2 separate regions of the Homo sapiens genome follow, and region 1 is linked to region 2. The links are chromatin loops, found by intact Hi-C in ENCODE. Cell type or tissue: spleen. All regions are shown on one strand. Links, peaks and the distances in the headings refer to the core of each region. The heading gives the core; the rest is flanking DNA.

Region 1 (10,862 bases), core at 2,001-10,000, 240 kb before region 2:
AAAAGTCACAAACAATGAGGTGGATGCAGGTAGCTCTAGCCCGGAGGCTGGTCTGCAGGGAGGGCCGGGGTGTGGGTGGGGCCCAGCCAGGACCCTCGGATAGGTCCACGTGGCCAAAGCCCTGGAGGCAGGCAGGGTGGGGCCCAGGGGCTGACCCAGGTGCTGATGGGTGGGGGCTGCCTGGGTCCACTGACCCTCCTTCTGGCCTCAGGCATGGGCATGGGGTGAGGGAGTGGCCTGGGCAGGCCCCAGAGCATCCCAGGCTGAGACACAGATGACCAAAGTGTAGTCCTCCCCCACACAGGCAGAGTCCTGGAAGCCAAGGTCTCCACTCCAGGCCCGCGAGGTCCTCCCCACCGCTAACACCATCGCTGTCCTCTCAGGATCCTGGGGGCTCCGGCACTCTCCGGCCCCACTGGCTGAGCTGATTCCATCCCTGCCTGGGCTCAGGGCATTTCTCACTCTGACCCATCTCTCTGCTTCCCTCTGACCCCCCACCCTCAACGTTGCCTGGAGCCGGGAAACAGCTCCAGGCAACACTGGGCTTTATGTCTCAACAGCCTCATGACCCAAATCCTCCCCTACCAGGTCCCGTCAGAAATCCTGGGAAGAGGTCAGATCAGGCTGACGTGGGTTCTGCCCAAGAGTGGCCCAGCTAGTTTGCAGGGGGCTTCTATCACTCGGGGGGGTACTAGTAACAGGGAGAGGCTGCGCAGGAGAAGAGAAGGCCATCATCTCCCTCCCCTCTGAGGCAGCAGAGAGTGAGGACCAGGAGGCCTCTGGCCAATCAGCTTTCCCTGGAAGCGCAGCCCCACCCCATACTCGCTCCCTGAGGCTGCCCACATCCCCTGGGAGGCCACACTGGGTCCAGGCTCCTCTTCTCCCTCCTTGAGCCCTGCTCTGGTGGAGCAGAGGCCGGCCCTGCCCTGGGCAACTTTGCAGCCACCTTCTAAAGCACTGGGGAGCTTCCTGGTTACAGGGTGGGGGGAAACATCCTGAGACTGAATGACCAGGGACACTTGCCCCATATCAAACATCACCTCCTCCACACCATGCTTTGAGCCCTGGGCTTAGGACTGGAGACCACCATGGTAGGAAGGGGTCTCCACCCTCACACAGCTCCACATCCACCAGAGAACAGAGAAATCAATGCCCCCCCCGACACTGGACATCGTGGTGTAGCAGGACGAGCCGTAGACAAAACCCCTCAGACACCGGGTTAAAGAAGGAAGTGGCTTTATTCAGCCAGGAGCATCGGCAGACTTGCGTCTCAAGAACTGAGCTCCAAAGAAAGAGTTCCTGGCCCTTTTAAGGGCTTATAACTCTAAGGGGTCCACGTGACAGGGTCATGATAGATTGAGCAAGCATGGGGTACGTGACTAGGTGGGGGTAAGCAAGGCGAGCATTTCTCCATGCCATTGTCTGTGATCTATAGATAGCACAAGTGATTTAGGGTGAGGGTTGATCTTTAACCTTCAGGCCTGGCCAGTGGCGCTGATCAGTCTGTTATTTTTCAGTTCTAACTTCCTCCTTTTCTTTGGAGACAGGAGACAGTAAGAGAAATGGCCTCTCCCCTCAATGGGAAGAATCGTTGCTGTAAGATACAGCAGACTTCCTCCACATCCAGCCCAGTCCAAGGCTGGCAGAAGAGAGGCCTGTCCCTGTGGAGTGGGTGCAAGGCTACTCCCCGAGGTGGCTGCACACCAAGTACCACGCATGCCAAGTACCAGGCACACCAAGTACCACGCTTACCAAGTACCATGCTCACCAAGTGCCATGCACACCAAGTACCACACTCACCAAGTACCATGCTCACCAAGTACCACACTCACCAAATACCATGCACACCAAGTACCATGTTCACCAAGTGCCATGCACACCAAGTACCATACTCACCAAGTACCAGGCACACCAAGTATCACACTCACCAAGTACCATGCACACAAAGTATCACTCTCACCAAATACCATGCACACCAAGTATCATATTCACCAAGTACTATGCACACCAAGTACCAGGCTCACCAAGTACCACACTCACCAAGTACCATGCATGCCAAGTACCAGGCTCACCAAGTACTATGCACACCAAGTACCATGCTCACCAAATACCACACTCACCAAGCACCATGCACACCAAGTACCACACGGGCTACATCTGTCTGGTCTGATGACAGGAAAAACGAGGGCTCCCTGCAGACCACTTCTTGGAGCATTCCCTGAGGCTGGAGGGCAGTGAGTTGGCCATGCCCGGCATGGTGAGTGGCCCAAAACCTGTAGCCACGCCACATGGACCCTGCTAGAAATGGCCAAGATGGCCTGAAAAGTCAGTGGGGGGCTGGAGGGCCCAGCCAGGATCCTGCTCCCCATTCCCCCGCCAGCCCCTGGCAGCCCCAAACACTGTGCAGAGTCGCAGGGGTGCCCACCCATATCTCCCTGACCGCCTCCTTCCAGGGCACACTCATCCCAGGGGGCAGGCACCTGTGGGGTTGGCACATTGGCACCAGCCCACGCCTTTGAGTGTTGTGGTGTATGTGAGTGTGTGTGTGTGCACACGTGCAGTGTGTGGTGGGGAGTGTGATGTGTGCCGTGTGTGTGTAGTGTGTGTGTGTGTATAGTTTTCAGTATGTGTGGTGTGTGTATGTGGGAGGGCTGTGATGTGTGGGGTGTGTATGTGCTATGTGATGTGTGGTGTGCATCTGTGTGTGTGGTGCATGTGTAGTGTGTATGGTGGGTTTTGTGTGTGTGGTTTTATGGTGTATGTGTGTTTGTGTTTTCTGTGTGGTTTTGTGGTGTGCATGGCGTGTGAAATGTGGGTGTGTGTGGCATATGTAATGTGTGTGTGGTGTGTGTGGAGTGTGGTGCATGTGATGTGTGCTTGTGTGGTGTGTGTGTGATGTATGGTGGGAATGTGGTATGTGTGTGTTTGTGTTTTGTGTGTGGTTTTGTGTGTGTGTGTGCCGTGTGTGTAGTATGTGGTATGTGTGTGGTGTGTGGTGCATGTGGTGTGTGCTTTGGTGTGTGTGTGGTGTATGCGGTGATGTGTGTGTGGTGAGTGTATGTGGTTGTGTTTTTGTGTGTGAGGTTTTGTGGTGTATGTGTGGTTGTGTTTTGCGTGTGGTCTTTGTGGTGTGTGGTGTGTGATGTGTGTGGTCGTGTGGTGTATGTGGCGTGTGTGTGTGTGTTTGTGGTGTGTGTGTGGTTTTGTGGTGTGTGTGGCGTGTGTGTGTGTGTGTTGTGTGTGTGGTTTTGTGGTGTGTGTTGTGTGGTGTGTGTGTGGTTTTGTGGTGTGTGTGGCGTGTGTGTGTTGTGTGGTGTGTGTGTGTGGTTTTGTGGTGTGTGTGGCGTGTGTGTGTGTTGTGTGGGGGTGTGTGTGTTGTGTGGGGTGTGTGTGTGTGGTTTTGTGGTGTGTGTGGCGTGTGTGTGTGTTGTGTGGGGTGTGTGTGTGGTTTTGTGGTGTGTGTGGCATGTGTGTGTGTTGTGTGGGGTGTGTGTGTGGTTTTGTGGTGTGTGTGGCATGTGTGTGTGTTGTGTGGGGTGTGTGTGTGGTTTTGTGGTGTGTGTGGCGTGTTGTGTGTTGTGTGGGGTGTCTATGTTGTTTTGTGGTGTGTGTAGTGTGACCATGCTCACCCGGCTGTGATGTACCTGCTGGGTTCCCTGTCCCTTCCCTGGTTCACCCATGTCTCTCCTACTGAACGCCCAGCTTCTTCAGAGCCTTCTCCAAGGGGTGAGGAAGTGTGTGGCAAACACTGGGCTCCTGGACCAGGGGCACCCACCCCAGGAGCATTCACCTCAGAAGCGTTGACCCAAGGAGAACTCATCCCAGGAATGCTCACCCCAGAGGCACCTACGCTAGGAGATCTCACCCCAGAAAAACTCACCCCAGGGCACTCACCTTAGGAAACAGTGGTACTGGCAGAAAAGAGGTCAGGCAGTGCCACTGGCTTCCTACGGAGAAGCTCAAAGGGACAGAAGAATTCCTGGTGAGGCCTGCCAGGAAAGGCACTGGCCACTTGCTCTGGGGTCACAGACACCTGCCTTGGGAGGGAGTCACAGACACCTGCTGGGGGGGCACAGACACCTGCTGGGGAGGGACAGACACCTGCTGGGGGGGCACAGACACCTGCTGGAGAGGGACAGACACCTGCCTTGGGAGGGAGGCACAGACACCTGCTGGGGGGGCACAGACACCTGCTGGGGAGGGACAGACACCTGCTGGGGAGGGACAGACACCTGCTGGGGGGGCACAGACACCTGCTGGGGAGGGACAGACACCTGCTGGGGGGACACAGACACCTGCTGGGGAGGGACGGACACCTGCTGGGGGGGGGACACAGACACCTGCTGGAGAGGGACAGACACCTGCTGGGGAGGGACAGACACCTGCTGGGGAGGGACGGACACCTGCTGGGGGGGACACAGACACCTGCTGGGGAGGGACAGACACCTGCTGGAGAGGGACAGACACCTGCTGGGGAGGGACGGACACCTGCTGGGGAGGGACGGACACCTGCTGGGGGGACACGGACACCTGCTGGGGAGGGACAGACACCTGCTGGGGAGGGACGGACACCTGCTGGAGAGGGACGGACACCTCCTGGGGAGGGACGGACACCTGCTGGAGAGGGACGGACACCTGCTGGGGAGGGACGGACACCTGCTGGGGAGGGACGGACACCTGCTGGGGGGACACGGACACCTGCTGGAGAGGGACAGACACCTGCTGGGGAGGGACAGACACCTGCTGGGGAGGGACGGACACCTGCTGGGGGGACACAGATACCTGCTGGGGAGGGACAGACACCTGCTGGAGAGGGACAGACACCTGCTGGGGAGGGACAGACACCTGCTAGGGAGGGACGGACACCTGCTGGGGGGGACACAGACACCTGCTGGAGAGGGACAGACACCTGCTGGGGAGGGACAGACACCTGCTGGGGAGGGACGGACACCTGCTGGGGGGACACAGACACCTGCTGGGGAGGGACAGACACCTGCTGGAGAGGGACAGACACCTGCTGGGGAGGGACGGACACCTGCTGGGGGAACACAGACACCTGCTGGGGAGGGACAGACACCTGCTGGGGAGGGACAGACACCTGCTGGGGAGGGATGGACACCTGCTGGGGAGGGACGGACACCTGCTGGGGAGGGACGGACACCTGCTGGGGGGACACAGACACCTGCTGGGGAGGGACAGACACCTGCTGAGGAGGGACAGACACCTGCTGGGGAGGGACGGACACCTGCTGGGGGGGACACAGACACCTGCTGCGGCCCACGCCAGAGCCAGGGTTTCTGGACTTGGTGTTTCCACGCAGGCGCCTGCGCCACACATCCAGGCAGCCTCCGCGCCCTGCCCCAAGTCCCTGGGTGTCCACATGGTCAGCACGGGCAGGAGCGCGGGCCTCGGCCCGGGTGCGCTTTCCATTCCCGAGGTCGTTTGTAGGAACTGGGGTGATGCCGCCTCCCGCTGGGGCTAAACCTGCCAGACTGGAAGGAAAGTCTGCGCTGAGGGGCTGCTCACACTCGGCCAGCAGGAGGCAGCAGAGGGCAGCCGCGCCCTGGCTGGGAGGCGCCCAGGGCCGGAGGGTTGCGCTCTGCAGGGTGTGTATCTGCAGGCCTGGGCTCAGCTGGCAGGATTGCGGGTCTGCAGTGTTTCTCAGGTTGTTTGTACTTCGACAGTAAGAGCTGGGCCCAGAAAATGATTTCCCAGCTCTGCAAAGATTCACAGTAAGAGCATTTCACAGGTAGGAAGCACGTCACCAGTGTTCAGAGAGCTTTCATTTATTTTCTTTTGGCCTCATAACTCTTTATGGCAGGTAGGTCAGCAGAGCAAGAACTGTGACTTATCAAGGATGAGCAAACAAACCCGGAGAGGCTGGAAATGCACGCGGGGTCCTCGAATTAAAGCTGGGCTGGGAATACCATGACTTAGATTCCCAGTGCCCAGCCCCAGCCTGGCCAGGAGGGTGGTGGCCCTGCCCCAGCTCCACCCAGCTATCTGTCCACCCTGCTTCTGGTGGGCCGCCTGGGGCCAATGCATCTCCAGTTATACTCCCATCCACCGTGATCCCAAGGAGCCAGGGTCTTGGTCTTACACCCCCAGGCTCATGGACACTCACTGAGGCTTATTTTTAGAGCTCAGAGGACTTGAAGTGCTCCCTGAACCAGCATGCGTGGGTCAAGTTGGAAAGGGCACATTCTAGAATTTCTTGTTTTCAGTTGGTTTTATAACGCCTTTTGTTTGAATGTATTGACAGAAGACTCAGTACCGGACCCCTGAGAATGAGTCACCCCTCTTAATGGTGTACTGCCCTGTCAGTGGCACGTCTCAGGAGGTGACCCACTCGGCAGACAGCAAAGTGCTGAGTGCCATGATGGTTTCCCAGGGAGAAGGCGGATCCGAGCCGGTGGCGGGAGAAGGGAAGAGACAAAGGCCCACGCTGCGTCTTCTGGGAGTGGAGGAGCCTTTCTTTCTGGAGCAAGCAGAAAGTCATCTTATCAGTCAACTTGGCACTTCCTCCCATGAGAACGTGAGAAGATTCACATGGTTAAGGGGACTTTGATGTACAGAGATCTTGTTTCACTGCACAGGATTTTTAAGTTACTCAGATAAATGGGGGAAGACTTGACACTTATTGTGCATAATTTGAATTCAAATAGGCTCCCAGTGAAGGGAAATTACCAGACACTTCGAACAGAGTCTATGCCTTCCGTTCTGTGCCTTCTGCTGATATTTAGGCTCAGAACTGCCTTAGAGCTGCCTGATTTGTATAATCTAGAGAACAAAACCATGTTTTGGAATATCATAAAGCTGATATTTTTATTTTTGAAATGAAGTTATCCCCACCTGTGAATTATTTCTAAAACAAAAAAAAAAACAAAAACAAAACCTCTTAGGCTGGGCGTCATGGCTCACGCCTGTAATCCCAGTACTTTGGAAGGCCGAGGTGGGCAGATCTCTTGAGGGCAGGAGTTTAAGCCCAGCCTGGGCAACATGGTGAGACCCATCTCTACTAACAAGACAAAAATTAGCCGGGTGTGGTGGCACACACCTGTAATCCCAGCTATTCGGGAGGCTGAGACACATGAATCGCTTGAGCCTGGGTGGCAGAGGTTGCAGTGAGCCAAGATCATGCCACTGCTCTCCAGCCTGGGCAACAGGGCCAGACTCTGTCTCAAAAATAAATAAATAAATAAAATGGATCATAGACCTGACTGCTTCTTGGCCTTTCAGCTATAATAAGTGTAAAATAGATCATAGACCTGTATGTGAAATGCAAAACAATAAAACTCCCCCAAGATTACATAGAAGAATATTTTAGTGACTTTTGATTTGGAGACGAGTTTTTAGATACAACACCAAAGGCATAAGCCATAAAAGAAAAATATGATAAGTTGGACTTCATTAAAATTAAATATTTCTGCTCCATGAAAGACATTGTTAAGAGAATGAAAAGATAAGCCACATACTGGAAAAGAACTGGCAAAACACATACCTTATAAAAGATTGTATCCAAAATATACAAAGAACTCTTAAAATGTAACCGTAAGAACACAAACAACCCAATTTTGAAATGGGCAACAGATCTGAACCTCACAAATGAAGATATACACATGGCAAATAAACATATGAAAAGATACTCAGCATCATACATAATTAAGTAATTGAAAATCAAAACAACAGGCCGGGTGCTGTGGCTCACACCTGTAATCCCAGCACTTTGGGAAGCCAAGGCGGGTGGATCACTTGAGGCCAGGAGTTCGAGATCAGCCTGGCCAACATGGTGTAACTCCATCTCCACTAAAAATACAAAAATTAGCTGTGCGTGGTGGCCTCCCACCTGTAATCCCAGCTACTTGGGAGGCTGAGGCAGGAGAATCACTTGAACCCCGGAGGTGGAGGTTGCAGTGGGCCAAGATCATGCCACTGCACTCCAACCTGGGAAACAGAGCAATACTCTGTCTCAAAAAAATAAAATAAAATAAAACAACAATGAGATACCACTGCATGCCTATTAGAATGGCTAAACTTTAAATTTGACAATATCAAATGTTAGTAAGGATGAAGAGCAACAGGAACTCTCATTAATTGCTGGTGGGGATGTAAAATAGTGCAGCCAATTTGAAAGACAGTTTGTCAGTTTCTTACAATGCTAAACACACTCTTACCATAGGATCCAGCACCCACACCCCTAGGAATTATTCCAGATGAGTTGGAAACATGTCCATGCAAAAACCTGAAATGAATGTTTATAGCAACTTCACTTACAATTGCCAAAAGTCGAAATTACGAAGGTGTCCTCCAAAAGGTGAATGGATCAAAAAACCGTGGTGCGTCATACAGTGGGATACTATTCAACAATAGAAACAATGAGTCATCAAGCTGTGAAAAGACCTGGAGGAGTCTTCAACGTCTATTACTAATTAAAAGAAGCCAATCTGGAATGGCCACAGGCTATATGAAGCCAACTACATGACATTCCAGGCAAAACTATAAAGACAATACAAAGAGCAATGGTTGCCAGGGGTTGTTGGGGGCAGGGAGGGACGAATGGGTGGAGCACAGGCTATTTTTAGGACAGTAAAATGATTTTTTTTTTTTGAGACAGGGTTTCATTCTGTCATCCAGGCTGGAGCACAGTAATGCAGTCATGGCTCACTGCAGCTTTGACCTCCCAGGCTCAAGCAATCCTCCCACCTCAGCCTCCTGGGTAGCTAAGAGGCTCAAGCAATCCTCCCACCTCAGCCTCCTGGGTAGCTAAGAGGCTCAAGCAATCCTCCCGCCTCAGCCTCCTGGGTAGCTAAGACTACAGGTGCATACCACCATGCCTAGCTAAGTTTTCCTTTCTTATGCTGCCCAGGCTGGTCTCAAACTCCTGGGATCAAGCAATCCTCCTGCCTCAGCCTCCCAAAGTGCTGGGATTACAGGTGTGAACCACCATGCTCAGCCATGAAACGGTTTTATATGATACTATAATGGTGAATACATGACATGATGCATTTGTGAAAACTCATGAAACTATACAACACAAAGAGTGGCCGCTTATGTGCACTATGAACTTTAGTTAATAACAAGATATCAATAATAGCAGTTCATCAATTGTAGTTAATGTCAATAATTACTAGTTACACTAGTACAAAACATGACTAATAGCAGAATTTGTATCTGTGTGTGGAGGAAGGGGGTATATGGAAACTCTCTGTACCATCTGCTCAATTTCTGTAAACCTAAAGCTTCTCTAGAAAATAAAGTCCATTAATTTTAAAAAGCAATTAGGAGCCGGACATGGTGGCGTACACCTGTAGTCCGAGCTATTTGGGAGGCTGAGGGAGGATGATAACTTGAGGCCAGGAGTTCAAAGCTGCAGTAAGCTATGATCATCCCACTGCACTTCAGCCAGGGTGACAGAGCAAGACTCCTTCTCTAAAACAAAATAAAAATAATTATTTGAAAAATTAAAAAACAATTAGGGTATCATCTTGGTTTAAAAAATGTCAACAACCTTTACCCTAGATTTACACTAGTATATTCACAATTCTGAGATCCACGTGCGGGTTCCCTTGCCTGGAGTAACTAAAATCCCAGACATGCTCTAAGATCCTGTCAACTCCGTCTTGGGAAAAGCACCATCTGCTCAGAAGCCATCACTGCCTTCTCCTTTGTTTGAGGCCACATGAGTAAATCTCTGACGGTGGGATGATTGTACCTCAAGGCTCACATACGCATGGAGGTGGGTGAAACGCAGGTCTTTCCCATTCTTTCTGCAGCCGTCCATGGGGTCATTGTGCCCCTGCATCACTCCCGCGCTCACTGCCGGGCCCAGGACACTGGGGGAGGCCTTAGGGAGCAGGTGCTGAAGTGGCCTCCCCACTGAACAAAGCTAGTGTGCTGGTGAGACACACACCCAGGGGGTTTGTCTTTCTCAGTCTGCAAACATCAGGCAACAAGCATGGCACCATTCTACAACTGGGTTCAGGGTTCATATTAGGCCCGAGCTCTGTCAAATCTGTATAAACACACTGGTTTGGGGTCCCCGTCCCTCTTTCTCTCTGTTGGTCTCTCACAGGGGAGGGCTCTGGCTCTCCGTTAGCAGGCGTCCACACTGGCGTCTCTCAGACCCACATCTACCCTCCCAGCCCTCTGCCAACACCCTTCTTCACCCTCAGGTGGGGGCCCCTCATGGTGACCACAAGACCTCTTCAGGGCCTACACACTCACACACATACACAGAGACACACAGAGACAGACACACGTAGCGACAGAGACACAGACAGAGATACAGAGACAGACACACACACAGACACAGACACACAGAGACAGATACACACAGAGACAGACACACACAGAGATAGACACAGACAGAGATATACACAGAGACACACAAACAGAGACAGACACACACAGACACACACACACAGACACAGACACACAGAGATAGATACACACTGAGACAGACACACACAGAGATATACACACAGACACACACACAGACAGAGACAGAGACACACAGAGACACACACAGAGACAGAGACACAGAGACATACACACAGACACACACACAGACAGACACACAGAGACACACACACAGAGACACAGACACACAGAGACACACACACAGACACAGACACACAGACAGACACACACAGAGACACACGCACAGGGATATACACAGAGATGGACACACAGAGACACACAGAGACAGAGACGCAGAGACAGACACACAGAGATACACACACAGAGATATACAGAGACACACACACACAGACACAGAGACATACAGACACACACACAAACAGAGACACACACAGTAGACACACAGAGACACACTCACAGAGATAGACACACACGGAGACAGA
Region 2 (10,862 bases), core at 1,303-9,302:
GCATCAAGTGAGCCCACAGACGCGGGTCTCTTTCCAGGCCCCGTTACGTTCTGCTGGTCTGGTGCTCCGCCTTGCGGCGTTAGTACCACGTCTTAGTTCCGACACTCTAAAGCACATCCTGACATCTCGTCGTCTAAGTTCTACAACTTCCTTCTTTCCCTTCTTCAAGATTGTTACCGCTTTTCTGTATGAAACTTAAATCAGCTTGTCAGTTTCCACAGAAAAACTGGCACCTTGAACCTTAATGAACCTGGTGTATTTACTGTTAGATTTTTCTCTTCTCTCAGCCATGTTTTGTAAATTTCAGTGTAGAGGTCTTACATATCATTATTATAATTATTCCTAAATATTTAACGTTTCATGCTATTATAAATGGTCTGCTTTTCACATTTTAAAATATTACTTTCCAATTATTTTTCGCTGCTATACAGAAATACAATTGATTTTTATATCGATCTTCTAACCTGCAGCCTTGCTAAATTCACTTATTAATTCTAACAGCTTGTTTGTATATTTCAAAAATATTTTCCATGTACATAATGTTGTATGTGAACAAAGACAGTTTTGGGGGTTGTTTTTTGAGAGATAAGTTCTCATGATCGTATCTCACTGCAGCCGTAAACTCATGGGCTCACGCAGTCCTCCCGCCTCACGTCCCAAAGTGCTGGGATGACAGGAGTGAGCCACCATACCTCATCCCGAAGACAGTTTAAGTCTTCCTTTCCAAGCTCATACCTTTTGTTTTCTCCTTTGCCTTAATGCACTGTGAAGGCCTGCAGTGTAACTTTGAACAGAGAAGTGTTGAGAGTGACCACCTCCTGTCCTAATTCCCAGCTGCAGGTGAAAGTATCAAATATTCATTTCACCGACTGTGATGTTAGCTGCAGGTTGGTTGGTTGGTTTTGGTTTTGTTTTTGGTGGGTTTTTTGGCAATACTTTTTTTTTTTTTTTTCCTGGACACGGTCTCGCTCTGTCACCCAGGCTGGAGTGCAGTGGTAAGATCACAGCTAACTGCAGCCTTGACCTCCCAGGCTCAAGTGATCCTCCTACCTCAGCCTCCTGAGTAGCTGGGACTACAGGCACATGCTGCCGTACCTGGCTAAGTTTTAAATTTGTTGTAGAGACAGGGTCTCGCTTTGTTGCCCAGGCTGGTCGTGAACTCCTGGCTCAACTGATCCTCCCAAAGTACTGTGATTACAGGTGTGAGCCATTGCACTCTCCTAAAGTACTGTGATTACAGGTGTGAGCCACTGTGTCCAGCCAGCAATACTCTTCATCAGATTAAGAAAATTCCCTCGTATTCCTACTTTGCTAAGCATTTTTTTCATGAATGGTTATGGAATTCTGTCAAATGCTTTTTATGCATAAATCAAAATGATCATGTGTTTTTTTCTTTATTCTGTTGATGAGATGACACGTTAATTGGCTTTTAAGTATAAAATAAGCATTGTATTTTTGGAATAAATTTTACTGGGCCATGATATATTGTCTATTTTATATATAAGTATACACTGGATTTAGGATTTTTTCCCACTTTTTATAATGTCCTTGCCAAGTTATGGTATCTAGATTTGGCTGGCCTCATAAAATGATTTTGGAACTATTCTCCTTTTTCTATTCTCTCAATGAGTTTGTTCAACGTAAGTATATTTCTTCCTTAAGTGTTTGGAAAATTCACCAGTGAAGCTATTTGGGTCAGGAGTTTTGTGATATATTTTTAAATTATGAATTAAATGTATTTAATAAATATAAAGTTCAGATTTTATGTTTATTTTTATGTTAAGTTTGGTAAAATAGATTCTTCAAGGAGTATATTCAGTTAATACACATCTTCCCACTTATTGACATTAGACTTTTCTTTTTTTTTTTTTTTTCGAGATGGTTTCTCACTCTGTTGCCCAGGCTAGAGTGCAATGGTGCCATCTTGGTTCACTGCAACTCTGCCTCCTGGGTTCAAGCGATTCTCCTGCCTCAGCCTCCCAAGTAGCTGGGATTACAGGTGTGCGCCACCATGCCTGGCTAATTTTGTGTGTGTGTGTGTGTGTGTGTGTGCGTGTGTGTGTGTTTTAGTAGAGACGGGGTTTCACCATGTTGGCCAGGCTGGTCTCGAACTCCTGACCTCAGTTGATCCACCCGCCTCAGCCTTCCAAAGTGCTGGGATTACAGGCGTGAGCCATGGCACCTCACTGCTTGCTAGACTTTTCATCGGAGCTTCTTGTTATCCATTCACTGTCTCCTGTTTCATTGCTGATGCTGAGAATTTGTGTTCTTCTCTCGCTGTTTTTTACTCTCATCCCCCTGTTCCTTTTTTTTCCCTCCCTCCCTCGTCTTGCCTCTCTCTACTCCTTGCCTTGGATGGGGTTATCCCATGGGGTTATCCAATCATTGTATGGGATTATCTCCTTTTTTGTCAACATTTAGTGTTATTCCATTAGTAGTTACAGAGAAATATTAATATGTATCCTTAACTACATTCTATCATAAATTAGTAATTTTGCCGTATAACCAAAATACAAGTACCTTATAAGGCAATAGGTCAACTCCATTTACCCACTTCTCCTATGATTGTCATATATTTTACTTTGACACATATCATAAGCCCCCAAAGAAATGGCTTTTGCTGTTCCCATAAGCAGCCAATGGTCTTTTATATTTATATCTTTACAATTTCTTATCTGCAGTCTTTTCCCTTCGGCCTGAAAGATTCCCTTTAGAATTATTTGCATTGTGGGTGTATTAACAAAGGACGCTCTCTACTTTTGTCTAAGGACATCTTGACTTGCCTTCATTTCCAAGGATGTATTCATTGAACCTGGAACTCTCACATTGTCAGGCGTTTTTCTTAACACTCAAGAGATGTCCTGCCAGTGTCCTCTGATTTTGTTAGTTTCCGTTGAAAAGCCAGCCATCACTCTTAGAATTGTTCCTTCAGGCAATGTGTCTTTTTTCCTGTCTACTTTTAAGATATTCTCTTTAACTCTGGTTTTCATCAGTTTCAGTATGATGTGTCTAGGTGTGTTTTTGTAATTTTAAAAAAATACTGCTTGGAGACAGCTGAGCTTCTTGAATCTGAAGGGATGTCTTTTACCAGATATGGAAAATTCTGGACCATTATTTAGTCAAATATTACTTCTCCTCCTTTCTCTTTCTGGGATTCCAATAACATGTATGTTAGACACTTTGACTATACCTTACATTTTTCTTGAGCTCTATTCTGTTTTATTTTTCTATTTTTTCCTTTTGTGCTTTGATTGGATATTTTCTATCATTTTATCTTGGGTTTGTGATTTTACTGTGTCCAGTCTGCTTTTAAACCTTTGTAATGAATTTCTAATTTTAGACCTTGTATGTAGGATTTGAGTGCCTACTTCTTTTTTAAAATAGATCCTAATTCTCATTTGAATTACTGCATTTTATTCATTTTCTATCTCTATTAGAAAAATATAAAGTTTTAATTACATTATTTTTAGTGAGTTAATTACAATGATTTAAAAAGTTCCTATCGGCTTACTTCAATATCCTCATCATCTCTGGGTCTGTTTCTATCAATCACAATTATTTTTTAAGTTCTTGTTGGCTAACTCTAGTCATCTGTTGATGTGCTGCCACAGACTTAGCTTCGTTATTGGTTATTTTTCCCTGCTTCTTCACGTGTCTAATGATTTTCATTATATTCTTGGCACTGTGGGTGATGTGTTGTGAGGCTGCGCATTATGTTATTGTTGTCTAGAGAATGTTGAGTTTTGTTCAAGCAGACAAGTACTGACCAGCAGACTACCTGGATCCTTTTGAGGTGTGGTTTCAGGCTTTGTTAGGGAAGGTCTGTTAGTTTTCTCTTAATATGAAGTTTTAAAATCCTAGGACATTGTCCTGCCCCTGGAGTGTAGCCAGGGTCTAGAGAATTCACTATGATCTTCTATTCTGTCTGGGCTTGAATTGCAGTGTCTCGACAGCCATGTGCAGCCACTTACATTTCTACTTACCATTCGGACTCTCAGGAACTGTTTCCTGCAAGGCCTCTGGGAGTCCTGCCTTGCACACGTACAGCTTAGCAGTGGACCAGGGACCTGAGGGAATCCTTAGTCAGATCTTTGGCATTCCTTTTCTGCCATTCCCTCCTCTGCTCTCCAAATCCCAGCTGCTGTGGCAGCCCCAACCAAATTCTGATCTTAGTGTCCTGCAACAGAAGAGGCCTCTGCAGCTCGGGCTCTGTTTCCCAGGAGAGAGGTTGCAAGAACGCCCTCAGGGAAAACGTTAGGGGAGGCGGGGCCCCGTGATGAGAGGCACTGATCTACAGGCTCAGGGATCTGCCTGTGGACAGCGGTCGCAGGGGCTGTGACGCTGTGTGTCCGGGGCCCTGTGCTGACAGGCACTGCTTTCCTTTTCTCCTTCTCCTGCCCCTGCGTTGTGTATCTTGTTCAGCTTCTAGACTTGTTCATCGCAGAAGGGTAAGTCTAATGCCAACTACCCCATCACGTCTGGAACCAGAAGTTTCTGGGCATCAGTACCTTTTTTTTTTTTTTTTTCCTTCAGAAAGCTGCTTAGGTGATTCCAGCACGAGACCACCAAGCTTGGGAACCACCTTCTCATGGTATTGGCAGATTATCCCATGATTGAGGGGGACCTGGACATTCTGTCTAGAGAAAAATTCCCAAGGGTTAATTCCCAGACATGCAGTAAGTCCTGGTGTCTCTGGGACATCAAGGGGCTTGGGCTCCTAAAATGTCACATTTCCCCCTCATCATACAAGCTCTCCTACCCCACCAGAGGCTGAGGGAGGCTTGGCGGCCTCTTCTAGCACCTCCAACGCACCCCCACCCAGGTCTCTGCTTTCTCACAGGGAATAATAGGACCAGGCTCTGTATCTCATCTGTGTATTTTTTTCCCATCTCCCCCACCCATTCTAAGCTCTTGGGAGCTGGGTGATGGAGGTCCTTCCTTCTCTCATTAAGACCCTCTGTGCTAGGAAAACAAGCCCCAGCTAGGACAAAGCACATCTCCTTATCTCTAGCACATCCGCTGGGAGCAGCAGCCTTTTCTGTCTCACAAGGCGCATTCGTGTGCTCACGTCACCACCCACAGAACCAAGAGTTGATGCGGAGGGAGGGCCCCCCTGAGGTGCAGACTCCTCTGGAGGAAGAGGTGGTGTGAGTGACGCCTGCCAGACGTGAGGGCTCCCTGCACAGGCCCAGTGTTTGGAAGGATCCTGGCTCCATGGGCCCTGGGTCAGGAGACCTGCTCGGGGGTTGCAGGTACTCTGCCAACACCTTAGGCAGTCACCTGTCTGTGGCACTGAGGCGTGGTCAGCCCAGGTTGGGAGCAGCCACAGCTGCCAGTGACCATGCTGGGGGTGATGACGTGGCCTGTGTAGTGAGCATGCTTCATGGCTGTGGCGAGACGCATGTGTGCAGGGGCCTCAGCACTGTGGGGCAGTGGTGAGATCATGTCCGTGGGCTTCACAGCAGGGAGGCTTATGAAATGCAGCTTCCCAGGCTCCACCCTAGAGGTTCTACATGCTCATCTTGGGGGGCTCAGGGTTCTGCCTATGGACAGCCGTCACAGGTGGCTGTGATGCTGCATGTCGGGGCCCCATGCAGAGAGACACTGTGCGGGGCATGCTTGGGGGCAGGCAAGTCGGGGGCGGGCAGAGTGGAGGGGCATCTTCTCTCCTCCAGCCTCAGCGTCGGCCTGCACACCCCCTGTCCTGGAGAGTACCGTCTCAAGGGGCTTCTCTCCAGTTTCCAGGCATCCTCTGCAGCTGGGAGTGAGGAGGTCCTGGTGGGTGGGGAAGGCAACAGAGGGAGCTCATGGGGTGAGGGAGTATGGGGGCGTTGTGGGGAGACGGGAGTTCAGGGGATGAAGAGTATGGGGAAGAGTCGGGGGGCAGGGAGATGGGAGCTTATGAGGTAAGGGTGTGGGGGGCTGGGGAGATAGGAGCTTATGGGGTGAGTGTGTGGGGGCTTGAGAGACACAGGACTTAACGAGTGAGGGTGTGGGAGATGGGAGCTCTGGGGTGCAGGTGTGAGGCCCAGGGGAGATGGGAGCTTATGGGGTGAGGGTATGGGGGCCTGAGAGACAGGGTACCTAAGGGGTGAGGGTGTCGGGCCCGGGGAGATGGGAGCTCTGGGGCACCCGGGGGCTCCAGCAAGTGTTGTGGATCCTGTTCTTAGTGCCGGGGTAGGATGTTTTATGACAGCCTCTGACTCTTGTTTGTGGAGCTGACTCTAGGGTTGTGAGTGGAGCAGCTTGGGTAGGCACAGGAGAGGACACAGGGCGGCCGTTTGGAAGCCATAGCATTCGTCCCAGTGGAAGATGCTGGCAGTGGGGTGATGCTTGCAGCCTGGTGCACCAGGACGCCTGTTTCAGCTTTGAACGTCCCGTGTCCTGGGAGCCCTCTCAGTCCGGAACCCGCTGGGAGGGCTCTTCCCCCGGGTGTCTGTGTGGGTGCAGGTGGGACAGGAGACAGGTGTGCCGCCCCCCACCCACAGCCCCATGGGAAGAAGTGCAGGGTGGGGTGCGGCGCCTGCACAGGCATGGGAAGCCCCCGAATCCTGCCCTGCCTGCTGCTGGAAACAGCCCACCGTGAGCAAGGTGGGGGCTCCTGATAAAAGAAAATCTTGTTTGAGTCTGAGAGTGTAAATGCCAGGCCGCAGGCACAGCTGCTGATGGACACGCTCTTATTTCACCGGCCCCATTCCTGCTAACTGACTGTGTTGCCTCTTTCAGCATTGCTGTGTGCAGAGAAAATGGGGATTTAGCAATTAAGGATTTATTTTCTTCTGTTCAGCTCATCACTTGCTCCATCCAGGCTAATTAGACATCTCATTTCTTTGTTTCCAAGCTAATTTCAGCAATAGCAGATTTATTAGCTTGTTTAAACCTCAAACAATGGGTAAAGCAGCAAGATATCCCATTCTGCTCTGTTGTTTGAAAATATATTTCAAACTGAGTTGTTCATCCCCAAAGACCTTGTCTTTTCATAAATCTAGTGCCGTGGAAAATGATGCCCAAAGTGCCGAGCGTGTCTGTCTGAAGAGCGGGGGCTGTCGGGTCTGCTGTGCCCGCGTTCTGGCTGGCACATTCCTGCCCGGAAGCGGGGCGGGGTACTTGCAGGCAGCGGCTGCCATATCCCCGGAAGGAAGGACTTCTTCCCTTCATAGGTTGAGCACAAAGCGCCACGTTGTAGGGAGGGTGGGGAGGGCCGCCGACCTCTCACAGCCACTGGTGGGGCAGACATCCTGCACACCCCTGGGCTGCCGTCTCACCCCAAAAGCCTTGGCTCGCAGCCAGATTAATGAGCAGTGTGGCTCTGCCTGAAGACAGCTGTGCGGGGCCCCAGCTTTGTAGCCATGCCCAGAAGCATGGAGGGGCGGTGTCCAAGGACCACAGTGGTGCCCCTACGTTGCACAGCCCTCCCCTGGGGAGTGGGCCTGGGCTGGGGAAGGGGTAGCACTGGCTTTCAGGCCAGAATTTCTGTTCCCCATGGTCTCCCCTGCCTGTTTAGGGAAGAAACTTGGCCGTGGCACCTTCCTATTGGCAGAGTGTGGGTAACTTGGGTGTCCTCCTCTCTGTCCAACCTACAGCAGAGTCAGGAGCTGGAGGTGGTTTCTGCTGACCCTGCTAGAAAGTACCACCCCTGTGTGCACCCAGGGCCCCGGCAGGACAGCACGGAATGGGGTGCCTTGCTGAGCACACAGAGCCCGGGGACCGTCAGGAAGGAGTCTCCCGCTGGCAGCAGCTCTGCGTAGCCGGCTGAGCCAGGGCCTGCTGGGAGCCCGGGTGTCGTGCCTCAGCCCAGGGCCACGGGCTCCTGCTCTTAGTCCAGGATGCTTCGCTTTTGCTTCCGGTCTCAGAGCCCAGAGCCTGGCAGGGCTGCGCCCGTTTCTATGGTAACTGCAGATCCGTGTCCTGCCGCCTGTGTGATTGTGTTCTGTTCTCCTTGTAGATGGAGGAGATAAAATTTAAAGACAGAGCAGTCTTCGTGCTGGAGAGAGAGTTAGGGGTTCAAGCCGGGCATGCTCAGAGACTGCAGCTCCAAAAAGAGGCTCTAGATGAGCAGCTGTCCCAGGTCCGAGAGGCCGACCGGCACCCGGGCAGCCCCAGACGGGAACTTCCTCATGCAGCTGGTGCAGGAGACGCTTCAGACCACTCGGGAAGCCCTGTAAGCACCTCCCAGGCCCACCGGCCCACCCCGTGTCACAGACAGACCTGGCCATGTGGCTGCATGGCCCTGCATGGGCCACTCCCCCAGGAGACCAGAGCCCGAGTTGAGGCAGCACCCTCCTGCCTGGGCACCTCCCCACCCAGCCTGGCCCTAGGTGCTCAGCTCCTCTGGCTCTGGTCCAGAGGGCTGGTGGACTCGTCTCCTTCCTTTCTGTCTACATAGCATCAGCTCTGGCCCTGTCACCCTCCCGTGGGCCCCGGCCTCATCACCCTTCTGCTGCAGTTCATGGCACTTGCTGGCCCGGAGTCCGGCCCTGGGTTGGTGGGAGGAGGCTGTGCTGGGTATGCGCTGCCACCATCTCCAAGCACACGGCCTCTGCCTCTGGCCCGGGAAGGCTGGTGCACCGGCTCCCTGCCCACCGCGTGCCCAGCTGGCCCCTCAAGGGTGATTTCCGGCACTCTCATCACCAGTCACCCTCCCACCCGCTTCTCATGTGATCATGCCACTCTGCGCTCCTCCCTGGGCCGCTCTGTCGTGTGGGGTCTGCCGACCACCCCGGGCTGAGCTCCACCCGCTTCCTTGCTGCCGCTCCGCACTCATATCCTCTGTCGTGGTTCTGGGATGCGCTGGGGGATCTGAAGTCCAGGGACCCTCCAGCTGGTCCTTCTGGGTCTTTGACCCCGAGCCTCTCCTGCACCTGTTGAATGAGGAACTCGAGTCGGGCCCAGGACCATCCTGGATGCTGCTTGTTCGCTTTGAGGATAAAACTGTGTGTGAGCTGAGCCGGTCCTAGGACAGTGACATTTCAAGAATAGAAAATATTATTTTAAGATCTCATTCAGACAGCTTCATTGAATGAGATCCAGCCCCTCCTGCTGGTGCGTGGTAGACTACAGCATTCACTCCAGAGAGATCTGAAACCGGATTCAAATGTTTTCACCAATTTTTGAGTGAAGTCCCAGGGGTCCCAAAAGCGGCTCTTTAGAAGCCCCATTGGAGGCAGGTCACCTCTTTTGGAAGTCTCCCACAAGTGTCTTTCCCGTGCTCATGTCATCGTACCAGAGAAATGCCGCCCCGTGGGGCAGGGGGCGCGCACCCTCCTGAAGGGGCAGCGGCAGGGGCCAGGCAGAGGGCTGGGAGCTGGCAGACGTCCTCCTGGCATCACCCACACTCGCGGTTTCTGCATTTGCACGCCCCCGCCCTCTCCATCTGCATACTTCTAGACATGTCTGCTCCTTTTCATTATTTTACTTTATGTTATTTTAAAATAGTTGTGTGTGAGGTAGGGTCTCGCTCTGCCCGTCGGTTCTGTTGCCTCACGCGGTTGCGGCAACCACAGTGCCAGGCTGGGTGCCTTTCCCCGGGGGGCTCCGAACCTTCCCGGCAGCCGCGTGGAGGTAAAGGCGCGCGTCCCACGGCAGCGTTTTTGTTCCCGTAGCGTGCTGGGATTTGCAAAGGCTTCCCAGGCTTGTGGGTAGGAACCGTTATTTGCAGTTGATTTTTGTTTTAGGAACAGCAGTTGGATGAAAAAGATGCCCGGCGCTTCCAGCTTAAAATCGCGGAGTTAAGTGCGATTATCCGCAAACTGGAGGACCGCAATGCATTGCTGTCGGAAGAGAGGAATGAGCTGGTGAGCGCGGGCGGGGGCTTCTGGCTCCTGGGGGTTTGTGACTGCGGAGCTGGGGACCTGGGGGGCATCCACTTTCAAAATTCCTTGCGTAAAGGAGTGGTGGTTGCAAGGACCGGCCTTGCGTCGAAGTCTCCTGACTGTGTTCCAGTTGAACTTTATTAGCAAAAACAGGTAGGGGTCACATTTGCCCCTCAAGGGCTGGTTGACTAACCCCTGCTCTGCGTTAGTGGGGGCAGAAGCCGCCTCTGTTCTGCAGGTGATCTGGGATGTGCAGACGCGGCCTCTCAGTGGGGCTGTTGCCATTGGTCCTTATAGCCACTGAGATTTCCAGGTAACTCGATATCCCGGAGGGTGCGTGAGCTGTCACGTGTCTGCAAGGGTCCAGTAGGCTGGGTGGTTTTACCACAGCCCTTCTTGGCAAGACAAAGCGCTGGCCCCAGACTGCTGGTCTTCATCTTCATCCCCATCTGTCAATGGGACGGGACTCACCCCCGGGGACGCCGAGCCCAGCCCTGAGCTTGGGTTCACTAGGGCACCGGGCGAGCGGGTTCACCTGGGCACTGGACGAGCAGGTTCACCAGTGCTCTGGGCAAGTGGGTTCACCCGGGCGCTGGGCCAGTGGGCACCACTTGGAGGCGTGGACTTCCCAAGTAGAGGGCTGGGGACTGCGTTGTTGCAGCCCAAGCTGTGGTCAGTCAGCCGACTCTGCGTGGAGACCTGCTGGTTCTCCGTCACTTAAAGAACAATCACATAGTGCGTTGTCTTTCAGTTGAAGCGCGTAAGAGAAGCTGAGAGTCAGTACAAGCCTCTGCTGGATAAAAACAAGCGCCTCAGTCGGAAGAACGAGGATTTGTCTCATGCTTTACGCCGAATGGAAAACAAGTTAAAATTTGTCACCCAGGAGAACATAGAAATGGTGAGGGGGTGGGGGGCTCCACGGGGCCACGGTCGCACCCGAGCTCCAGGCAGCATCTCCTCCCTTCTCCACGCAAGATTTAGCATGACAGCCGGTCCCGGGCGGGTGGCCAGGCCTTCTGCTGGAGTCTGGCCTCACGCATGTTTGAAGGG

Evidence for each region. Peaks named below come from ENCODE experiments on the same cell type or tissue, not always from the same donor. Only the 100,000 strongest peaks of a DNase experiment are listed, where the experiment ranks them.
Region 1: a loop joins it to region 2, with 4 times the contacts of the local background. A loop is called at or near these places in 73 of 110 quality-filtered maps.

The regions. Positions count from the first base shown.
Region 1 is chr10:131,879,995-131,890,856 of GRCh38, forward strand. No RefSeq gene overlaps it. Among named protein-coding and RNA genes, the nearest start is that of PPP2R2D, 16 kb to the right of the region's middle. In spleen, for the core only: a CTCF peak has its summit at 5,510 (motif pointing right); DNase peaks (open chromatin) are centred at 3,867, 5,537 and 6,017; H3K27me3 peaks cover 3,184 bases.
Region 2 is chr10:132,125,367-132,136,228 of GRCh38, forward strand. It overlaps JAKMIP3 (Janus kinase and microtubule interacting protein 3), which reads left to right. Exons shown (of 24, transcript NM_001323087.2): 4 at 7,946-8,161; 5 at 9,675-9,794; 6 at 10,564-10,710. Among named protein-coding and RNA genes, the nearest start is that of JAKMIP3-AS1, 56 kb to the right of the region's middle. In spleen, for the core only: no CTCF peak of the experiment used is centred there; DNase peaks (open chromatin) are centred at 5,245, 7,275, 7,455, 8,125 and 4 weaker places; H3K27me3 peaks cover 5,045 bases.